Regions from separate parts of the Mus musculus genome. Here region 1 is linked to region 2. The links are chromatin loops, found by intact Hi-C in ENCODE. Cell type or tissue: left cerebral cortex. All regions are shown on one strand. Each heading gives the region's core, and the rest is flanking DNA. Links, peaks and the distances in the headings are about the cores only.

The links. Hi-C counts contacts between places; a loop is a spot of excess contacts. Peaks named below come from ENCODE experiments on the same cell type or tissue, not always from the same donor. Only the 100,000 strongest peaks of a DNase experiment are listed, where the experiment ranks them.
Region 1: a loop joins it to region 2, with 9 times the contacts of the local background. A loop is called at or near these places in 29 of 42 quality-filtered maps.

Annotation. Positions count from the first base shown.
Region 1 is chr2:62,452,656-62,463,594 of GRCm38, forward strand. It overlaps Gm13561 (a long non-coding RNA gene), which reads left to right and starts at 2,462. Exons shown (of 4, transcript XR_001783319.2): 1 at 2,462-2,597; 2 at 8,350-8,448; 3 at 8,701-8,768. In left cerebral cortex, for the core only: a CTCF peak has its summit at 5,691 (motif pointing left); DNase peaks (open chromatin) are centred at 2,537, 3,697, 4,489, 5,692 and 2 more places; H3K4me3 peaks cover 593 bases; H3K27ac peaks cover 5,065 bases.
Region 2 is chr2:61,981,857-61,992,795 of GRCm38, forward strand. No RefSeq gene overlaps it. Among named protein-coding and RNA genes, the nearest start is that of Slc4a10, 59 kb to the right of the region's middle. In left cerebral cortex, for the core only: CTCF peaks have their summits at 5,465 and 8,365 (motif pointing right); a DNase peak (open chromatin) is centred at 5,288; H3K4me3 peaks cover 197 bases; H3K27ac peaks cover 1,558 bases.

The sequences.
Region 1 (10,939 bases), core at 1,999-9,998, 470 kb after region 2:
GTTCAACCCTTAAAACTGTGAACTATAAAGTGGTATCTTTAATTTTTTAGGAAAAGATCTTATTTTACTAAAATATATCATTTATTACTTTATTTTGAATTCACTGTTTTATACTATTATGTTTGCAATCACTAGGGATATTAGTATCTTTATTTTTTTTTAAATAAATGTATCCACAAACCAAGCAAGGCAGGGAACTCAGTGGGGAAGGGGAATGGCCCACCAAATCCATTTGGCAGACTTTAACATGACAGTTAGTGATAGTTTTCTCCAAGACCAAACTGGACACCCCTGAAGTCTCTCAGAGGGAGGGGCCCCTTCTAACAGGCTAGGGCAACCTCAGAGGAATGGTTCAATCTTAAGAGTCCAAGGCAATCTACCAGGAGAGAAGAAAGGAGGGGGCAAAGGAGCTGTTTCCGCAACTCAGATGGGGATGAGCACATTACACATCAAATCCAGACAGGCTGGAGCACGTCTAGCTCCAGAATTCAAAGGGCAGAGAGAGAGAGATTTCCAACAATGGCCAGGGCCCTCGAGGGAGCATTTGGCTCATAGTATCCTAGAGAGAAGGAATCAGAATCCAGGAGCTAAAATTGATGCTGAATGATCGAGAGCTACAGAGAGAGTCACAGGTGACCCCTAAAAAGGGATGTCCAGCCTGTCTGCTCGGCCAGAACTGTGATACGCTCCAAGTGGAAGGAGGACCTGTAAGACATAATTAAATCATGAAGGTGAGGCCTTCAAAGGGTAAAGAAAACATTTTAGCAAATCATGAAGTCTAAAATGGGGATATGTCTACACAATCCACTGTGGTCAGCTTCCTGTCCTTAATCTTCCATAGTCAGGTCTATCTGGGACCACAGGTCCAGCAGAGACCCCACAGGATACTCATGGAAGCTCCCCGAAGGACAGACTCATATCTAAACACTTGCCAGGCCCAGAATACTAAAGGTAATCCTAGATACTCCTACATTTGGCTTTAACTCAGAAACTGACCAATAAGCTTCAAGGTAGCTTCTGGAAGTCAGGGCAGAGGAAGTCACAGGATAGAGAGAGTGAGTGACCACAGTGAGAGAATCGTCAAAGGGCAGGAGAAGTCTGGAGAAAGAGTTGTTCTGGTTTCTAACTGTGCAAGCATTTAAGTCTCCTTACCGAAGGGACTGGAGGATGCTATAGTCTCAGACACTCAAGTAAAGACCGGGGATGTGCTCAAATGCTTAGTCACCAACAACGAAGTGCCAACCCCACTGAGGGTATGCAGACAGGGAACAGTAGTGCATACACCTTTGTCCCTGGGCATACTTGTTCAACACCTGTCATTCCTGAACCTTAAAGCATTTGAGACCCAACAAGGAATCACAAACAGCAAGTGGGGACAAAACCCAAAATGTGGAGTCTTTTATTCGGCTTCTAAGGAATTCTGCACTTCCAGGAACTATTTTAAATCCTTCAGATGGAATCCCATCTCATCTCCCACTCATCCACCCATGCCCATCACGCTAAGTTCAGCATTTGCCTCTTTCCTACATGGGACGAGCAACTCTAGGAGGGAATGCCAAATCTCCCACAGAGACTGGAGCTTCAGTTAATCTGTGGGTTGATTGACAGAAACCCCAGCTTCTCTCGCCGCCACTGTACCTCAGTCAAGTAACTCCCACACAGATGGGGTTGACTGCCTTAACATCTAATCCAGGGAGTGTGGAGTACTTTTAGCTCCAGAAGTAAAAGGACAGAGAAGCATTTTCCATAATGTATGGTCTCCTTCCACGTGTGCTCAATTTACCTCGTTTGCTTCTTGAGTTTCGCCATACACGCACTGTGCCCCTTGAGCCTGACTTACCGGCCAGCCCTCTGCTTGCTTGTGTCTGAAACTCAGTCCCAAGCTCTAAGCTCTTGATTTTTTGAACCAAATCATGTGGTGCTTCTCATTCTGTTGCCATGGATTTCTGTTTGGAGACTTGTCTGCCGCTGTTATCCTTCATGGTTCTCTTGGGTCTGGGTTCTAGCCTCGACTCTGTTTAAAAAAAAAAAAAAGCTACATAGCCGTAAGCAACTGTGTTAACTTGGTGAATCTCAGTTTCTTCATTCACACGATTGGGATAAAAACCAGGATACTGTAAACAAATAAGTGAATAAATGTGACAGCACCTAATTAAAAATTATAACACATACAATAGATATATGTGTGGTGTTAGTATAATAATAATCTTACTTGTGCCTTTATTCTTAATTATTGTCTCTGCCTTCCTTAACCCTTGCCTATGTCTCTGATCTTCAGAGCCAGAGAGAGTAAAAGCCATCTTCTCCCTGGATTATTTTCTAGGGACAGTGTCTTCCTATTAGGTCACACAAAGGCCAGCTATTTCCTTTCAAGCACAGGTCTTCTCTGTGGAGCGTTTTTCTCTCTGGCCTAACTTCCTAGTGACTACGGAAACCTGTAAAATCCCAGTTCAGCCAACGCCTCTCTCTCTTCTCTTGGAGCTGTCACAGAGGATAATCGGGACAGCAAAGTGTTCTGTTCTGGCAGCCAAGCGAAGTCTGGTTTTTTAAGGATAGAGAGAACAACTCTGGAAAATGCTGCCAACATCTCAAGGAAGGTAAGCCCTAAGTATTGATCGTTGGATTTGGCAATCTGGAAGTTGCTGACGAAACGGGGACAGACGTGTTGATTAGCTCGGGTTCAAACTAGAGCCAGCCGCAAAAGCTTACTTAAAGTCAAACAGGTAAAGACAGCTCATTTGCTAAATCAGAGAAATAAAGCCAAGTGATTGTGGCTGAAAGAGTAGAGGTAAGGAAGCAACATGTCTGCAGTTATGGCTTAAGTAGGTCAGAACACATAGGCTGGGACTCACCATGGAGGCTGGTCTCGGGGAACATAGACCGCTCAACAACAGTACTCACGGGAAGTGAAACACTTGCACACACAAGTAAGTGGGTGGGTAATTACTTCAGTTAATTACCCAGAGGAGGCAGAACTATCCATTATGAATGAGGTATTGGAATTTAAAAAAAAAGAAGGCAAGAAATAGTCACATATGACAGTGGAATAGTTAACAACTAGGGACATCTGATGCAATTGCTAGGCAGTGTTGGTCCCCCTTTTCATATTCACAGCCTTGCATCTGAGTCGATATCATCAGTGATTTCCTCTAGATATGTTCATCTCTATCAGCGCAGGTGCAGAGTAAGCGGAATGCTGTGTTCAAACCAATCAGGTGTACAGTTCAAAGAAAGCAAGGATGCTGAATATAAAAGCTGGATAGAAGGAGGGGTGAGGCTGCAGGGGAAACTAATGAGAAACCTAGAGGTTCCATTAATCGATGATGACTGATGGACAGAGAGATTGTGAGTGTAGATATGTAGGGATTGAGCTAAAGAAATAATATTCATATGTCGTCAGAAAAGTAAACAACACAGAGATCACGGAGCATCGCAGTTAGGGTCAGAATCAAAGAATGTATTCATGGAAATGAGTGGTCAAGGGTGTGTGTGTGTGTGTGTGTGTGTGTGTGTGTGTGTGTTGTATCCTCAATCTATAAATCTATAGTTGCCTCTTTCAAGATTTGGAACGGAAAGCATTGCAAGGCATCAGCTGCAGGGACACAGGCTCATCAAGAAGCTAGGGAACAGGAGGATGAGAAAGCATGAAGCATAATCATCTTTAACGGTAACAGGGAGAAACCAAGTAGACCGTGGCAGCGACAGGATGGAGGCGTGGATGAGGTCAACAATCTCAGTCCCCTCTAACATGTCCAGCTAACATGTCCCCGAGATTGATGGCAGAGAATGGGATGTGAAGAGTCACTCTGTACTCCCCAAATTATGTTTCAGTTTTAGCAAAATATATTAGAAAAGAAGCAGAGGAAGGAAGGCTTTGTACTGATTATAATTCAGTGACCACAATCCAGTTTCATAAACTAATCTCAAAAGAAAACCTGGGAACGCAGCTCTGGGTTTCCCGAAATGCTTTTCTTTCTGATGATCAGTATTTTCATCGTCGTCGTCGTCATCATTATCATCATCATCATCAATCATCATCAAAGACGTCGTTTGCTGCTATTTACTCTTTCTTATCCTGTGGTGTCATAGAGATGTCCAGAAGCTGCGTAGAATGAGCACAGGGATTGGGTGCAGAAGCAAAAGCAGAAATCCATCTTCTTCCCAGGCAAGAAGAAATCAGAGACACCAGGTGCTATACACAGGCCATTGTCTTTCTGTACTTTATCTGTTTTATAAAAGGTATTCTTCACGTAAAATTATACAGTGGGAGAATTCTAACTTAAAGTAAACAAGCAGTTATCAATTTGTTTTCATTTAGAATATGCTAAGCATAAACATATATTGCCCATACAAATATGGTGCCAGTATTTAAGAGAGCACAGGTTCCCTGACCTCAAAAACTTTAAGAACCTCTGACTTGCCACTTGCTGGAAGATGAAGGCTCTCCCAGGGAGAGGCTGAAGGGTAAGACACAGAGTCCTTCAGAGACTCCTGACACTGTGACCTGCAAGCAGGTTCTCTTCCCAGGGCAGTGGCTGGAACATGTGTAGGAAAGGCCTCAAAAAGTTCCGCTTGCTCTCGGCAGCTTTCCTAGTCTGGAGCATCACGAAGAACATTCATTTAGTAAGCAATTATTCTGACAATCTGAGCAATAAATGAGTCTCTTTTAGAAAGTAGCATTTTTTGCAATCTCCATGAAGTCTTGAGTATGAACACAATATATCACTATAGAAAATGTAGAGAATTCTGAAAAGTCTTAAAAACATGAATTTTATTTCCCCGAGAAGATAATTAGCATATACATTTCCTTTCTGTTTTAAACAAAGTTATCATGATTAATATTTAAGTTGTTACTTTATGCCTAGTGTAGTTTTTAACCCCTTTTAATAACTGTTTTCTGTTTTGCTAATCAATTGGCATTATTATATATATGGAGTAAAATATTCTCTTTGAGTTACACAAATAAATGTATACTTCTGCAATTGTACATGATCAGTCATTCCACATTATTAGCTTTTATAATAATGAATACAACCTTACTAAAATATTAATTTAGTTTACACACATTCACTCCTGCAAAAATGTATATCACAGATGCAAAAGTGTTTATTTTACTACTGACAAAAATATAATAAAGATGTAACTTCCTCCCAGATTGCATGCTCCTTTATTATTTTTGCTATTGTTATAACTTATTGAGAACTTAAACAAAATTCGTGTTTTCCTTCCTTTGTAACATAATTAAATGCAGTTGGATTTTGTTTTGGAAAATTGTAAATAAGGAAGATTATGGAAATAACGATATCATTGAAGGGAAATAATGATTGCAACAATATCAAAATGTACTGTAAAACAAGAAAAAATAAAACAGTATGGTTTGATAATAAAGACTGAGAAATGAAAATACCTCCTGGGAAATAGCCGAGCAAGCCTGAAATTGGTGTTTAAGTATAGACAGTCTCACCAATATGCCGCAACACTAATAAACGTTCAAAAAGCGTTGCAAAAACTACCATGGCTTTTTTCTTTTTCTTTTCTTTCTTTCTTTTTTTTTTTTTAATCTTCTTTTCTTCCTTTTTTTTTTTTTTTTTTTTTTTTTTCCTCCCGAAAGAACACAAATTCCTTTTCTAAAACAGCTAGTTTAGGGAGATAAAATTGGAAGAAAAGATGTATGGTGCCATCTAGTGGTCTTTCATATAACTGCACAATACTGTTCTATGTCGTTTCCATTCGCAAAAATTAAAATTCTTCGAAGAATCGAGAAAGGTAAATTGTTTATTAATAAAATATTTAATGCATACTTCCTCAGCACTAATTTAAGAGAAGTCTAATTTTAGTGCTGTTAAGGTGATTGTTAGGTCCTCAGAGATTAAGGTAGGCTGTGTAATTATCTGTACTTAACGTACAAGAAATTACAGTTCCAGACATTTACATAAACAAGCATGCCAACCTGTCATACTTTTTTTTAGTAACACAATGAAACAAAAGAACAATTTGAATAAAAGCACGCTGATTGAAAATTCATATATGGGAGCAGAACCTGCCAGCCGTTATAAGTTCTGAATAAAGAACACAATTTGAGAAACCTGTTCTTTGGATTGAGGTGCCGGAGGCTTGGCGCTTGCCCTCAGCTGTTGCTAGTGTGGCCAAGTAGTTCCTGGAACGACTGGAGACTCCATCTTTTCTCCCAGCCTCCAGGTAGGAGCTACACACATCTGTGACCATCGCCACACTGATTGTCTGCATCCGTCCCCATCAAACAAACCAAAGGTCCTACATTCACACGGAGAAAACTTACAAAGCAGCCCTTCCGGTTCAGAGAACAAGTTCACCCTGCCCCTAAGGTGCCTGCAGCAATAGTTCCCTGCTGTAATGAACGCCTTCTCCCCGAAAAAGTCTCCGTGGACCATTGTTAGTCCCCTTCGCTGGAATTTGGGGTCTGCCAGTGAGATAATGGGACCAGTGTATTCCTGGCTTGTCATTGGCTGAAGCTTAAGATGTAGAAGCTTCAGGTGGTCACCTGAAGGGTCTGAATAACAAGGGGAGGCAGGGGGATGAAGTCCAAGGAGCAGTGATCAGAAGAGAAGGAAGAGTACCCTAACTAGATGCTGTTGCCCTGCTCAGCCTTATTGGGTTCTCCTTGATGTCTCAACACCTGCCTAGTGACCCCTTCATTTTGGTGAATCGTATGCAAATGCTTTTCTGTCTTTTGGTTCAGAAGTGTATTCTATCACTCAGCAGCCATATTTCTTCTATGCTGTGTCTGAGTTCTTTTGCATGACCTGTGAGAGCTCTCGTGACCTCTCGGTTTCCCTCACTTCTGGGTCTTTCCTTCTCCCCAACTGGCCTTTTACCCTTCTCTCTACACCGTAAGCACTAGCTGTATACAAATTTCACTTCGTGGGGTTTACCAGCCACTCTTCAGGCTATCCTGAGTGCTCCAGAAAACGTTTTATTATCTTTCCTCCCCAGCTTCGTTTTAACCTTCAGACACAAGTCCAAGTCCCTTAGGTCTCTCAGACTTGGATCGTTTTCTTGGCATCATCCCATCGATTATTCTGCATCCTGTTACTGCTTTGCTGACTCTGCGTCAAAAAAAAAAAAAAAAAAAAAAAAAATGGCCTCTTCCTTTGGAAGAGACTAAGCTCTTTGACGGATGGATGGTATTTGTCTCCCTGTGGCTTTGTACTGAACCTAGGCTATAGTAAGCACTACATATATGCCCAAAGAACTGACGAGACGTGTCTGTTAAGTGAAAACAAGTAAGGCTCAAGTTTGCTCTAAAACGTTTCCTGGGAAGGGCTGTGTCTAATTGACCTCGTTTCTCCTTCAGCTGGAGTTTGTAAATCCCCCACCACCACCACCACCACCACCGTTTTATGAGAGCTGTTGTTTCAGGTTTCAAAATGAGACTCCCCTTTTCAACGTGACTCTTACTTAAGTCAAAGCTGAATGCACACAATCGGTCTAAAGATTATCTCTATTTTGTGGACATGGGTGGTCCAGACACCCACAAGGAGATAAATAAATGTTTGAGGTGGGTCCTTCAATGATTTTTTTTCAATGGATGCCAATTTGGCAAGCTTGCCTGGGCCCTACCAGTGTGAGGAACCATGATTTTGGTATGATGTTGGGGAATTTGTGGCTCCCATCTGCTGGTTATCTCGCAAAATGTAGAGCTGAGAAAAATCACATACTGATTAAATCATAGAATCCCACACTTGGAAGGGACTTCATGAGATGATCGGGCCCGCCTCCTGAAGGTCAATGCATAAATCATCTTGTGCAGATGGCTGTTTATCCTATTTTTAAAGCTCTTTAAGGATGGAAATTACACAGCTTCTCTTGGTAGTCTGATCTTCATGGTCAAGAACTTCCCTTTTAAAAAGCCCCAGCTTCTCCCTGCAGTTTGGCTCACTTCCTCTTTTTGTCAGCTCGCTGCGAATGTGCACATGATCAGCGTCCCCTGCTAATTATCCCTGGCCCACTTCTCACACCCTTGCAACTAATTATTAAGAGCTATGCTGTTTCCCCTCCTAAGCGACACAGTCACAATGCCTTTAATTTTCAGGAGACTTATTTCCCCCATCCTATTATTTTTTTGTAATTTATTTATTTATTTATTTATTTTTGCCGTACCACCATCCTGTGGAAAACTGATAATTGCGCTTGTGCTCATGTCCAGATCAGTTGTCAATGGACAGCGAAGCCCCCTCACCTTGCTGTTTAGACTGCAACCTTTCCTTTTTGTTTCTCAAGTAGATTTTGTTCTGCAATAAATCTCAAGCTGTTTACTGTCAACCTGCTACATGGGGGAATCCCTCTTATTTATGTTGGTTCCTTTCTCAGAAATGCGTGTCCTGACCTCCAGGAAGTGAATATACTCAAACGGATTTGGCAATTGTGGTGAGGAAACTTGAGTTGAGGAGACAATACTGAATTATCCAGGTGAGCCCAGCATAGACACAAGAATGAAGATAATATAGAGGCAGGAGGATCTGGGTCAGAGACAAAGGGTGGGAGCAGATGTTGGGGTGATAGGTTTAAAGACGGACCGGGGCCACAAACCAAGGACTGGCGCCTCTTCACAGCTGGACAAATCGTGGCCAAATCGTCTACTGTTGAGTAGAGGGGGGAGGGAAGGGAGAGACAGAGGGGGCGGGGTTGGCTGGCTTATTCTTACAGTTTTTTCTCTTTCAGTACACATGGACGGACCCACCCAAGGTTCTGGCCGCATATATGGCAGAAGATGGCCTTGTTGGACATCAGTAAGATGAGAGGCCCTTGGGCTGAGGGGGTTCGATGCCCCAGTGTAGGGGAGTGCTAGGGTGGGAAGGTGGGAGTGGGTGGGTGGATGGGAAAGCACCCTTATAGAGGCAGGAGGAGGGTGGATAGGGTAGAGGGAAGACCTGGAAAGGGAATAACATTTGAAATGTAAATAAAGAAAATATCCAATAAAAGAAAAAAATAATAAAAGTGGTCAACAAATCAAAAAAAAAAAAAAAGGAAAACCTAAAATAAAAAAATAAAAAAGAAATTAGGGTTCAATGGCATACTAGGCAAATGCTCTCTCCCTGAGTTCCATCATTAGGTATCTTCTTACCTTTTGAGATAGGGTCTTAAAGTTGCCCAGGCTGGCCTCAAATTCATTCCTAACTGATGCTGCTCTTGAGTTTATAATCCTCTTTCCTCAGCCTCCCTTTTTATAGCTGGGATTATAGGCTTGCACTTCTAGGTCTGGCTTGATACTGGCTTCTGATTTGGAGGATTATAAGGGGATAAATTTGAAAGGACAAAGGTGTTGGAAATCTGTTAGCAACACAGAAAGAAACAGTGTCCGTTTATGAAGAAACGATCTCTGCTTGTCTTGAGGTTTTATTTTATGAACCTTTAGGGAGCCTGGGAAGGTTTATTATTTCCATCTTCCCAGCATACAAAGTCATATCAACAATAACAGATGTGTACCAGAAGATCAATAATGTCACTATTGCTTCTGGATTATTTAAAGTAATTCTTCTAGTGAGATTCACTTAGGAAGAGTTCTCTGTGAGGCCTTGCTCCATGAGCTTGGAATAGTTCCTCTGTGCCTCACAGAGGTATGAGAAAGGGATTAGCATGGTCACTTTTCTGGGGCTTCCAGACTTGAGGCAGCCTAACCAGGTGCTCACTAAGCTGATATTTGAGCCACCAGCCACGTGCCATGCTGGCCTGCTGTGTCACTGGGTTCTGTGTCTCTAGACAGAGTGCAAAATTGTGAAGCATCTGAAAGCATCAAACACTGTCAAGGGAGATGTGTTACTACACATGTGACTCTTGGGGTGGGGGGAATAATCCGGTTTTCTAGAAATTCTTTGCATTTGTTCCAGATGTCAGATGAAAACATTTCAAACATCAAAAAAATAAAATTACAATTGTTAAAAAAGTGAGAGGGACCACTCAAAAATATCTGGTGAGCAGGGAGGAGCAGGCATTTTCTGTCTTGGCAGGAACCTGTGATTTCCCTGGGGGAAGTCACTCCGAAGGAGAATGGCTTCTAAATTAGGTTTCAACAGAGCGGGGGTTTGAACTCTGATTCTGCCTGGTGGAAGGAAGTTCCTGTCATTGTGTTGCTCTTCAGCAAGGACTTGATTTCCTGTGCAGTTTGGTGTGGGAGGCAGGGAGAGACATGGCTTCCCTTGTGTGCTGTGCTCACCTTTCCATGCTGTCTCTTGGAAAGGGAAGAGGACTTTTATTTTTAATGCTACCTTTCTCCACTCGTGCTTTCCACAAGGTCTGCTGAAGCGAGGGGGCTCATCAGTTTGTTGCCTTCCTCTCACCTTAAACCAATGATCACAAACTCAGTCAACCGACAACTAACAAACACCCACTGGCTCTGCTAATTAGCTAATTTCCCTCTTAATACCCAATAAATTCATTTATTGTTCCATTGCTATTCAAATATAGCTTTAAGATCCATACATCACCCTATCAGACTACAGTCCTACATCCCTCTCACACACAAGCTTTATGGCATTCTCCCTTCTATTCTTCATGGCCAGTCATTAAAGACCGCCATGGTGTCCAATCGTTCTTCATTCTTACTTCTTTCTCTCTTCTTAGTCCATTATCATAATCCTGCTTGATGATTCCTTTGTGACACAATAGAACCTTACACACACACACATACACAGACACACACACCTTATGTTCCTGTAGGATGGAATTCACAGTTCAACTAGGTATCATTTCTTTCCTGTGTCCAAACCAAGTCCACAGCCATGAACACTGCTCCGTGTTAAGTACCTACTCTTCACAGCCTTACACTGTTTAGATACTGAGCCAGAAACCCAAGATACTGCTGCCTCGTGGTACCCACAGCATCACCTTAGTACAGTCCCTACTGCTTCTGGTCTCACTGCTTTCACTCTCTTAGTTCAAGCTGTTATTTTTCAACTGAGTT
Region 2 (10,939 bases), core at 1,099-9,098:
GTAAGCATGCCTCCTCTCTCAGATAGACAGATAGATAGATACATACATACATACATACATACATACATACATACATACATAATACATACATACATAGGTGTACTGGCTAGTTTTGTGTCAATTTGACACAGCTGGAGTTATTTACAGAGAAAGAGCTTCAGTTGAGGAAATGCCTCCATGAGATACAACTAACTGTAAGGCATTTTCTCAATTAGTGATCGAGGGCCCCTTGTGGGTGGGACCATGTCTGGGCTGGTAGTCTTGGTTCTATAAGAGAGCAGGCTGAGCAAGCCAGGGGAAGCTAGCCAGTAAAGAACATCCCTCCATGGCCTCTGCATCAGCTCCTGCTTCCTGACCTGTTTGAGTTCCAGTCCTGACTTCCTTAGTGATAAACAGCAGTATGGAATTGTAAGCTGAATAAACCCTTTCCTCCTCAACTTGCTTCTTGGTCATGATGTTTGTGCAGGAATAGAAACCCTGACTAAGACAATAGGAATGTAGATACATAGGTATATAGATACATAGATAAATAAATATAACAGAAAACGTAAACAGGAGAATATTGCTTGCTTAAATATGTAGAGTTACTTGATAGAAATCTATAGATAGAACAGACACACAGTTGTCTCAGAAACTATTGTTTCAGATCTGTTTTCATAAATTCTATTCTCACTAATTGTTAGTATTGATATTTAGACATGGAAGCAACTGGCTAGTGTATCCATCACCTTACCACTGTTACCCTCTTAACCACTCTAGGTGACTAATCAATAGCATTGTATTATTATTTTTTAAATAATATAATAGAGTTATACACTTATGAAGGCATATTAATTGTAGGAAACAAAACAGTTCACATTTACCTTGACAAATGGAAATGTATGATTTTAGCTCATTATGTTAGATAAATATATTTTATTATGCAAAATGGTTCAATACTTTTTCATGCTTTCCTACCTCATTATCTGCATCTATGGCCACCTTCTGTGTTTCTGAGTATATCTCATTCATATTTTAAACATTCCCTTTTCCCATAATACCTTATGATATTTCTAATGTATTGCTATATTTTTAAGAAGCTCATATACAATAACACTTTATTTTTATGCTGTCTAAATCTTTTATTTAAAGACATCTGGTATGTTTGGCTCAGTGGACAAAATATGACAGTGCTGAAAAGTAGTATTAGCAATTCTTATGACTTTCTACATATTTTAAGATGTTTATGGCAGAAATTATATACTGTGGTAGATGGAGCAGCAGACTAAGAAAAAACATTTATCATTGATATGCTACTGCTTACTTGTTTGTGACCTTGAGAAAACCAGAAACACTTTTTATTATCTCCAATATATGCATATTAGGCATGGTGTGATTTTAAACATAATTTTACCTCTCATCAAGAAAATTTCTCTTTGCAACAGATGGACACCACTACAGAAAACTACATCCATTAAAAAATGCATTGTGGAGCCCAGTCCCCATGGACACATCTACAGAGCACTCACACCTATGGCCTAGGGATCATTTATGGAAGAGAGGATAAGAAGATTTTAAGAGCCAGAGGATCATGAAATTTGTGCTATAGTAAGTAATAATAAGTATTGTATTATCTGTGTGATTGTGTCTCTTAATAATATCAAAGCTACACCCATTAAAATCTTACCATGAAAATGATTGGGGAAACATGACCTGGCACCAGTGGATTTACCAACATGTTTGGGAAAAGCCCATGAGGCCTTAATCCTATAGGAGGCACTATAGACAACATAGGAGAGCTGAGAGTCAGAGAGATGGTTGGTCTTCATCAGGGAATGGCACACCAATCTCTTGTCAAGTGCCAAATAATCAGCCTTAAAAACACTCATACAATTGACACTATAATTATATTAATATTGTAATTATATTTTAATCTCAAAAAATAAAATAAAAATTATAATATCTTTTCCCTTCTGTTTCCAATGTGGCTTATTTGGAAAGGACCCCTATATGATTAGTAGCAACTTTTTGTTTGAACTCCTTCTTGAATTATAAAAATTATGAAAACTAACACTGAGATGAATTTTTGTATGTTTATGTGGTACATGTGCATGTCTATGTGTTTGTTATGTATGTTTGGAAGCTTGGGGTCAGTGTTGGGTATCTTCCTCCATTTCTTTCCACCTTACTATGAGACAGGGTCTGAAGTCTACTGATTGGCATGGCTTGCTGACTATTAAGTTAAAAAGGTCCACCTTTCTTCACTCCACCCCCAGCAGTGGGATCATAGACACCTGAATTTCACACTTTTCCTGTGAGTGAAGAAGATATGAATTCTGCTCTATACATGCCTGGTAGAAGATTTACCAACCACAATTCCCCCCTTCTAAAAATATTATATTAGTTATCCAATTAATCCTGAGTTAGTATTAATCTAAATTTGAAAAAAAAATGTTGGAAAATGGCAGCTGGATTTCTACTTATATTTTTAATTCATAAGTATTAATTGGTTAGGCACTAATTCTGATAAACTATAATAATGAATGAATGATATTGTATGACTCACAAACAAGAACCAGGTTATATTTTGCTAGTCAAGCTTGAGTATACTGTTCTCTGCTAGATGAAAATATATCAATTCAAATGGTTAGAACAGTAATAACATTAGTGATTTGTTTAAACTTTGAAAGTCTTCATGTGATTCTGACAGTGAGAGGCTAAAAGGACTTGTATCCACAAAACCTAATTCACTCAGATATGCATTGCTGCAGATGGACCTCAGTTGGGTCCTCGATCCGCAGGAAAACTCGTCTTGGTTCTGGTTACAGGCAAGCAAGGAGTTGGCTGAGATGACAAACAGACAACGACACAGAGAGAGTATGTATCTGAATGTATTTTTTCCAAGCAAACACCAGACTTTTAATACAGAGGAAAAACAAGAAAGCTAGGCAAATACATCCACCAAGGTACAAGACACAAAACAAAGAAAATGCATACATAAAGGCTGGGGGAGCCAGGCGGTGTTTACAACTGAGATAGGAACAACCCTTAATTAAGACCAGCTAAACACAGGAGCCAGGTGAATGCTCTAATGCAATGCTAATCTATTGTTAAACCCACCACCAGGGGTCCTTTAGCAAGTACCTGATAATGTTATTCCTCTGGGCCTAGTGAAAAAAAAACGAGCACCAGGGGAATTCTGTTCTACTAACCCTTTCATGAATAATATTATAATTCTTTCTAAAACCACAACCCACCTATTTCCTAGGCCATTGTGTATTCCTGTGTATGGGTGTGACTCGACTATTGTTCTAAGTAATTACTATGTAGACTAGCCCTGAGCTTTCTAGCTCTTATTCAAGTAAATTATAATGCCTGATTATTTTCACTGTCTCTACTAGAGGTAAATTTGAATGTTACTGAGTAGGTAACATTCTTACTGAATTCCAAACTCAGGGTCGGCTCAAGGACTTTCTAGAACATTGGAACACCGGTGGAGGCTTAGCTATATGCCAAAATCAATCCTTAAAGGCACTTATAATAAAACAATACTGAAAGAGAGCACACAGATCCATACACCAGACTAACTCAGGTACAGGTTTGGAGCGTACATGCTATGGGAATGCCATGGTTCCAGGAGGCTAAGTTTCAGGGAGATTCTTTGCCTCAGGACTGCTTCCAAGTGTCTAGGTCTGTCACGCAAGTCACTACTTGGAGCGGATGTAGCAATGCATGATTCAGGTGAGTTCCTGGATTTGTAGAGTAATTCGTTATAAACATTTCACAGTCAGATGGAGAACTTCGTTAAAAGGGAAATACTTTTCAGTTACTATGTATTGACTATTATTGTGAATATATATATATATATATATATATATATATATATATATGTTTTTATTTAAGTTACAGATGGCAGATTCAGACTAGATGACAGGATAACCTGTGATCATTGGAAGTTTTTCAGGTGGTATGCTATTTATTTATTTATTTATTTAGGTTGAAGTGATTTTAAAATGTTGCATGCTTTGTAGACGTGCATGAGAAGAGGGCTGCTGGGTTTTTATTTTATTCACATTATGCATGCCAAATAAATTTTTCTTTCCTCACAAAGTTATACTATCTTTACATCTTTAAGTCTGTTGCCTTTCTAAGCATAATACCAAAGGCAAAAATCACGAATAAAAAAAAGTGATAGATTTACCATAAAAAATTTAAATCTTCCGTTTGACAAAGTTCAATATAAACAAAATAATTGACCATTGGGAAGAATGGTGTAACGCCTCCAGTGAACCAAGGGACCAAACCATGAAAACTACTCACAGTCCAAAAGCGCAGCGCTGTCTGTAGCTCTGAGAGCTGGAATTATGCTTATTGTTGAGATAAAGAGATTGAGATGTAGAGCTGTCTTTACTCACTAGTGAATTATGAGATAAACACTTGGATTGTCTGGCTCCTGAGACAATGTTTTAAACCTGTAAACCATACATATAAATAATCCTATAGGTTGAAAGACTTATACCAAGTACTGACAATGATGCTCTCTAGATAGTAAGAGTATTAAGATTTTGGTTTTACTTTTCTAAATTTTGACAGCAAAGGAAGTATAAGGTTTCTTCAAGTTACCTTTTGTTATATTAAGTTTTTTAAAGCATCATTAGGTATTTGCAAAAGAAAAGTGTCACACTTTTCATCCTCTTTTCATTCTTGATGAATGGTACACAGTGGGTAATTATCTTGTTTTTAAAATGACCAGTGGTTAGTATGTTATTGTTAGGCCAGCTTGAATGATATGTCATTTATAATTTCTATGTGAAAATTTTCTGGTCTCATTTGTTAAGCAAGTCATATGTCTTTCTTTCTTTAATTTTTTTCATACTTCTATTTATCTTCGGTTTGTGATTGTTTGTGCTGTATATTTTACCCCTTCCCACATTCATTCTGTTATAAAACAGTTTCTAGGGTTCATCTTTTCTTTTCCCTACACAAATGAAAATTTTGCTATTCTACTGGCACAGGACTTTTTGTGAAAATGTGTAACATTATATAACTAAACTGTTCATAATTCATTTAATTTTATTATTTGTTTACTAACTTCTATTGTTACATTTTGATTTCTGTAAACATTGGACCTTTTAGTTATGATCTTTTTGAGTGGTTGGAATTTTTCCTTTTGAGAAAATAATCTCTGTCTCCTCTGATTTCAGTCAGTCAGTTTATATTTGGAAGCATGGCACAGTTCTAGATGATTCAATCTGAAAGAACAAAAAAAGATTGCTGGCACGCATTTCTCCCGAGTGAAGCTCCAATAGATGCTTAGTGCATGATGAGCTTTCTATCTCTGTTAGGTGCATCGTGAAGTGCAAACCAGGCAGGGATCAGAGAACTTGAACTAATGGCATTATATTGTAAGAAAATAAATATTCTGAGGCTGCAGTACATGTCTGAATTATGATAGGTTTTGGTGTTTTGACTTGTTGTAGTTCTAGGATGTGAACACTGAGTGGCACTAAAGCCTAGGTCACAGATGAAATATTAATCCAAAATTTAAGATTCAGGGGTCTATTGATAGGTAAAATGACTTTGGAAAGTACAAATGGAATTTCTTAAAAGTATTTTGAGCATAAATAAAGAAGATACAAACGTTAGTTTTATAAGCAGCGTTTTGAGGAACTGGAACTTAACTTGTGTCTGCAATTTGTTAGAGGGGCAAAAGGCAAACTGCTCTGAAACATCAAAGAGAGCCTCTTCACACTTGCCTCTGAGGATTTCCTATTCTCTTCCTATTTGTGAGGAGGGAGAATACATTCTTAGAAGAGATCTACAGCTAGAGTGAACCTTGAAGTATGTGGAATTACAAATGCTTCTATGCCTAGATTTGTCGTTACACAGTAAATATCACTTCTAAAATCAAACCTAAGAGACAAATTCTGTGTGCTTGTACATTTTTCTGAATTTGGTAGTTTTTAATGGAATTAAAATAAAATTAGAAATTGGTTATTGGAATTTGGTTATTTTAGAAGAAAAAAAGATTCTTAAGTTTTGCTAGTTCTCTGAACTTGAACAAATAAACAAAAAAAAAAAAAGTAAGAAAAAGAAAAAGCACACATTCTGGAAAGAACAGTTAGAGGTGTTCGTCATCAAGTCTGATTACTGGACCCTAAGACTGTCCTCTACATATGCATCTGCTTGCTCTGACACACACACACACACACACACACACATGCATATATACACGTATGCACACACATATATAAGTATACACACATGTAAAAAAAAGTACAAAATAGCAGGCTTTCCTGTGCCCTTTAGATTATTCCTTCCACTCCTACTCCCTGCTCCTTTGTCCTTCCTCTCACCCTCCCCATGCACACATCTGCCCACAGTGGTCCTCTATCATTTCTACATTATGTGTTTTATTACCTTTCCTAGTGTACACACTCAAAGCTTATTTCCCATCTCATAGGCCTCTTTCTAGTTTTTTTGTTCTCTGCCAATGAAAGACCCACAACGTGAGGACTCTCCCACGTTCTGACTCAGGAGAGGCGACACCCCAAAATCACCAACGAGAAAACGGTCTTGTTGCAAATTGCAAGAGGATTTTTATTCAAGAGCGCTCTCGGGCCCACGGTCATACACCACGCAGGGGTAGAGGACTGTGGCGCCCCGAGTAGCTGGGTAAGGGGGTATTTAAAGGAAGAAACCGAAACTCAAGGAAGTGGGGAGGGCTTTGTTGGAAGATACCAAAGATACCAGTTAAGAGTCACAAGGAAGTGTAAAGTTACAAGAGTCACAAGGAATACCTGGTAATTGTTAACTCTCAAGACAGCTTCTAAGAGCCCCTAACAATAGCACATTTGCATTGCAGGTTCTGGTAATGGCCAGGGTGACTTTCTTTGAATGAGCACTCTTTGAACCCAGGAAGCGGGTGGGTAGAGGAATGTCGCTATCTCTTTTATGATTAGCATACCTTTACAAAGGCCACATTCCCAAGCCTGGGCCTAAAGGCCTAGAATTCTGTTTTTACGTTGTTATACTTTCACCAACACCTAAAAAATACAACTTTAACATTTAGAAACCAGAATTAGCATATGAAAAGATACACAAGGTATTTGTCTATTTTCATCTGAATATAGTAGTTTCTAATTCTATACATTATTTTGAAATTTTCTCAATTTTTCTTTATATTTATGCCCTTGGGTTCATTACCCACATTTTCATTATCCATTCATTTATGATGGACGTGTAGCTGATTCCATGTCCTAGCCATTGTCCAAAGAGAAGCAGTGACTATGGATGTGCAAGTATCTCTAGGCTGTAGAGTCATTTGGGTGTCTATCCAGGAGTGGTACAGCGGGGTCTCCTTTTAGTATTGAGCCTCCACACTGATCTCCATAGTGACTGTAAATTTTACTTTTCCACCAGTAACAATTAGTGATTCCTTCTCTTCAACATCTTTGCCCATATTTGTTGTAATTGCCTTTCTTGATTCTGACTGGGATGAGAAGGAACGTCAAAGTAGCTTTAATTTTCATTTCCTGGATGAGCAAAAATGTTGGATACTTAAAAATTATGCTTTGGCCATTTGTATTTCAGGTAGTGACTCCATTTGTAAATTCTTTGAGTTAGTTCTTATGTCACTAAGTTCTAATTATTGACTATTTTTATGACATATATCCTAGAGTGCATGCCACTTGTGTTCCTTTAGTCATTTCAGTATTTCATGTTTTAAATTAAGGTATTTAATTCTGTTTGAATTGATGTTTTTGTGTGTAAAAACTGAGAGATGTGAAACTAATTTCATTCTTTGGCAAGTATATATCCCATTTTCCAGGTTGTCTTTTGCCCAATATATATCTTTTAATACCCTTTATAAAAGTTAGGTGTTTGTAGCTGTGCTGGTTTATCTCTATTATGTTCGACTGCCCTGTGTGTCTTATTTTTGTGTCAGTATTACATTGTCTTTGTCACTATAATTTGTAGCATAGTTTGAGATCAGATAATGCAATACCTCTACCTATGTTCTTTCTGCTTTGGATTGCTTTGTCTACCCATGATCATTTGTGTTTCCATATGAATTTTAGGATATCCTTTAATAGATCAAATGTCATTGGAATATAATTGATACTCCATTTAGTCTGTAGACTACTTTTGGGGTAAAGCCATTTTCACAATAGTAATTCTGACAATACAGTAGTGTAGGTTTTTCTATCATTTAATGTCTTCTTCAATCTTTATATTCAATGTCTTTAAGTTTTTCATGTAGAGGTATTTCAGCCCCTTGCTAGGCTTATACCTGCATTTTTTTTTAAAAAAAAATCAACTGTATGGCATTTATTTTTAAAAAGATTCATTTTATTTGTGTGAGTACACTGTAGCTGTCTTCAGACACACCAGAAGAGGGCCTCGGATCTCATTACAGATGGTTGTGTGCCACCATGTGTTTGCTGGGAATTGAACTCAAAACCTTTGGAAGAGCAGTCGGTGCTCTTAACCACTGAGCCATCTCTCCAGCCCCCTATACCTGCCTTTTTAAAACAATTTACTGTTAGTGTATATAAAAGTTACTTATTTTTTTATGTTGATTATGTGCCTTGCATATTTTTCCTACTAATTTATTTATTCACTTTACATACATACCAGTGGAAGCCCTCTTTTTCCATTTCTCCAAGTTCCACCCTCACAAATCCCTTCCCCCCATTAATCCTTCCCTTCTCCTCAGAGAAGGGAAAGCCCCCTTATGTTCCAACCTCCCTGGGAAATCAAGTTGCAGCAGGACTAAGTATCCTCTCTTTCAGAGGCCCAACTAGGCAGTCCAGGTAGGGGAAGAGGATTCAATGGCATGCAACAGAGTTAGAGACAGCCCCCACTCCAGTTGTTAGGGGACCCACCTGAAGTCCAAACTGTACATCTGCTACAAATGTGTAGGGTTTCCTAGGTCTAACCTCTGCATTCTCTTTGCTTGGTGGTTCAGTCTCTGTGAGTCCTCATGGGGCCAGGTTAATTCACTGTAAGTTTTCTTGTGGTGTCCTTTACCCCTGAGAGTTGCTCAATCTTATCTCCAAGTCTCCCACATGAGTCCCTGAGCTCCACCTAATGTTTGACTGTGGGTCTCTGCATCTGTCTCCATCAGCTGCTGGATGAAGGCTCTCTGGAAACAGTTATGCTAGGCTCCTGTCTGCAAGTATAACAGAGTATCATTAACAGTGTCAGGGGTTGGCTCTTCTATGGGATGGGTCTCAAGTTGGGGCAATTATTGTTGGCCACTTCCTCAATCTCTGCTCTGTCTTTATCCATGTACATCTTATAGGTAGGAAAAATTGTGGGTTAAACGTTTTGTGGGTGGGTTGATGTCCCTCTCCCTCCACTGGAAATCCCATCTGGCTACAGGAGGTGGCCACTTTAATCTCCATATCCCCTGCTGCTAGGGGTCTCAGCTAGGGTCGCCCCCATAGACTTTGGGAGCCTCCCCCTTCCCAGGTCTCTGTCTAGTCCTAGAGATATCCTCCACACACACACACAATTTCTGTTCTCTTCCCCCCCACCCCATCCTTGTTCTCTTCCTCATCCCCTCTCCCACTACTCACATCCATTTCATTTCCCCTTTTTCCCTTGGGTCCTCCTTTTTACTTAGTTTCTTTGGGTCTGTGAATTGTAGCATAACTAACTTGTACTTAATGGATAATGTACATTAGCTATATAACACATTTGTATGTGTATACGTATATGAATCTATATCTATATATCATATTGAGGTTTGTTCCATCTGTTCTAAGACTCTTCGGAGCTTTTACCAGGAAGGGACATTGAGCTTAACGCATATATTGAGTTGATTATGTGACTTCTGTTTTAATTTTATCAATATAGTATGTTATATTTATGTTTCATGTATATAGGACCAACTTTACAACCACACTTGAATATGACTTGCAAGTATTTCTTTAAGAATTTTTGTATCAATGTTTGCCAGGTAGATTGCGGTTAGTTTTTCTCCTCTTTTCTTTTCCGTTCCGTCATTGTTTCTTCTTTACATTCTTCCTTTCTTTTCTTTTTTAAAAACAGTTTCCTCCCTTCCTTTTTTGCTCTACAGTTTGCGAAGGTCACCTTTGAAAGCTTGATGGAATTCTCTAATAAAACCATTTGGTTTGGGGCTTTTCATTTTGTTAAGATGTTAAATTACTGTTGCAATCTTGATTTTTTTTTATGGATCTTTTAAATTGCTTGTATATTTTGTCTTTAATTTCAGTCAGTCATATGTATTTAGAAATGTATCCAATTTTTCTAGATCTGGAACTTTTTGTTATTTATATATTCAACATATTCTCTGATGCCTTCTGGATTTTATTGGGGTGTGTAGTAACATCTCCCTTTTCATCTCTGGTTTTATTAATTTAAAACTTTTTATTATTATTTTGGTTAGTTTGGCTGGGCCTTGCTGAATCTTTGCTAATTTTCTCAAAAACCTATTTTTTTATTTTCCTTTGAACTGTGTTTATCTTTATTGCTCAAAATGGTTAACTCCTGCTAAGGGAACAGATATTGAAGAAGTCAACAAAATCTTTCCTGTTACTGTTTTTAAAAAGTCTATTTTTTGTTTGATGAATTGCATGTATTGTTGTTATACTGTTTTATTAATCTGTACTCACATATTTATCCATATATCTCTATATCTCTATATTAATATATATTTATATTGACATATTAATATAGATGTATTTTAACTCTCTGATGTGTTTGCATTTGCTTTCCTTTTGTTCTTCTAGGACCCTGAGATATACCATTAGATTATCTACTGAGAGCTGTATGATATGTGTTACTGTGTTGTATGATATATATATGATATATATATCCATATATCTATATATATCTATATCTATCTATCTATCTATCTATCTATCTATCTATCTATATATATATATATATATATATATATTCCTTTTTTATTTTCTTTATACCAGTGTAT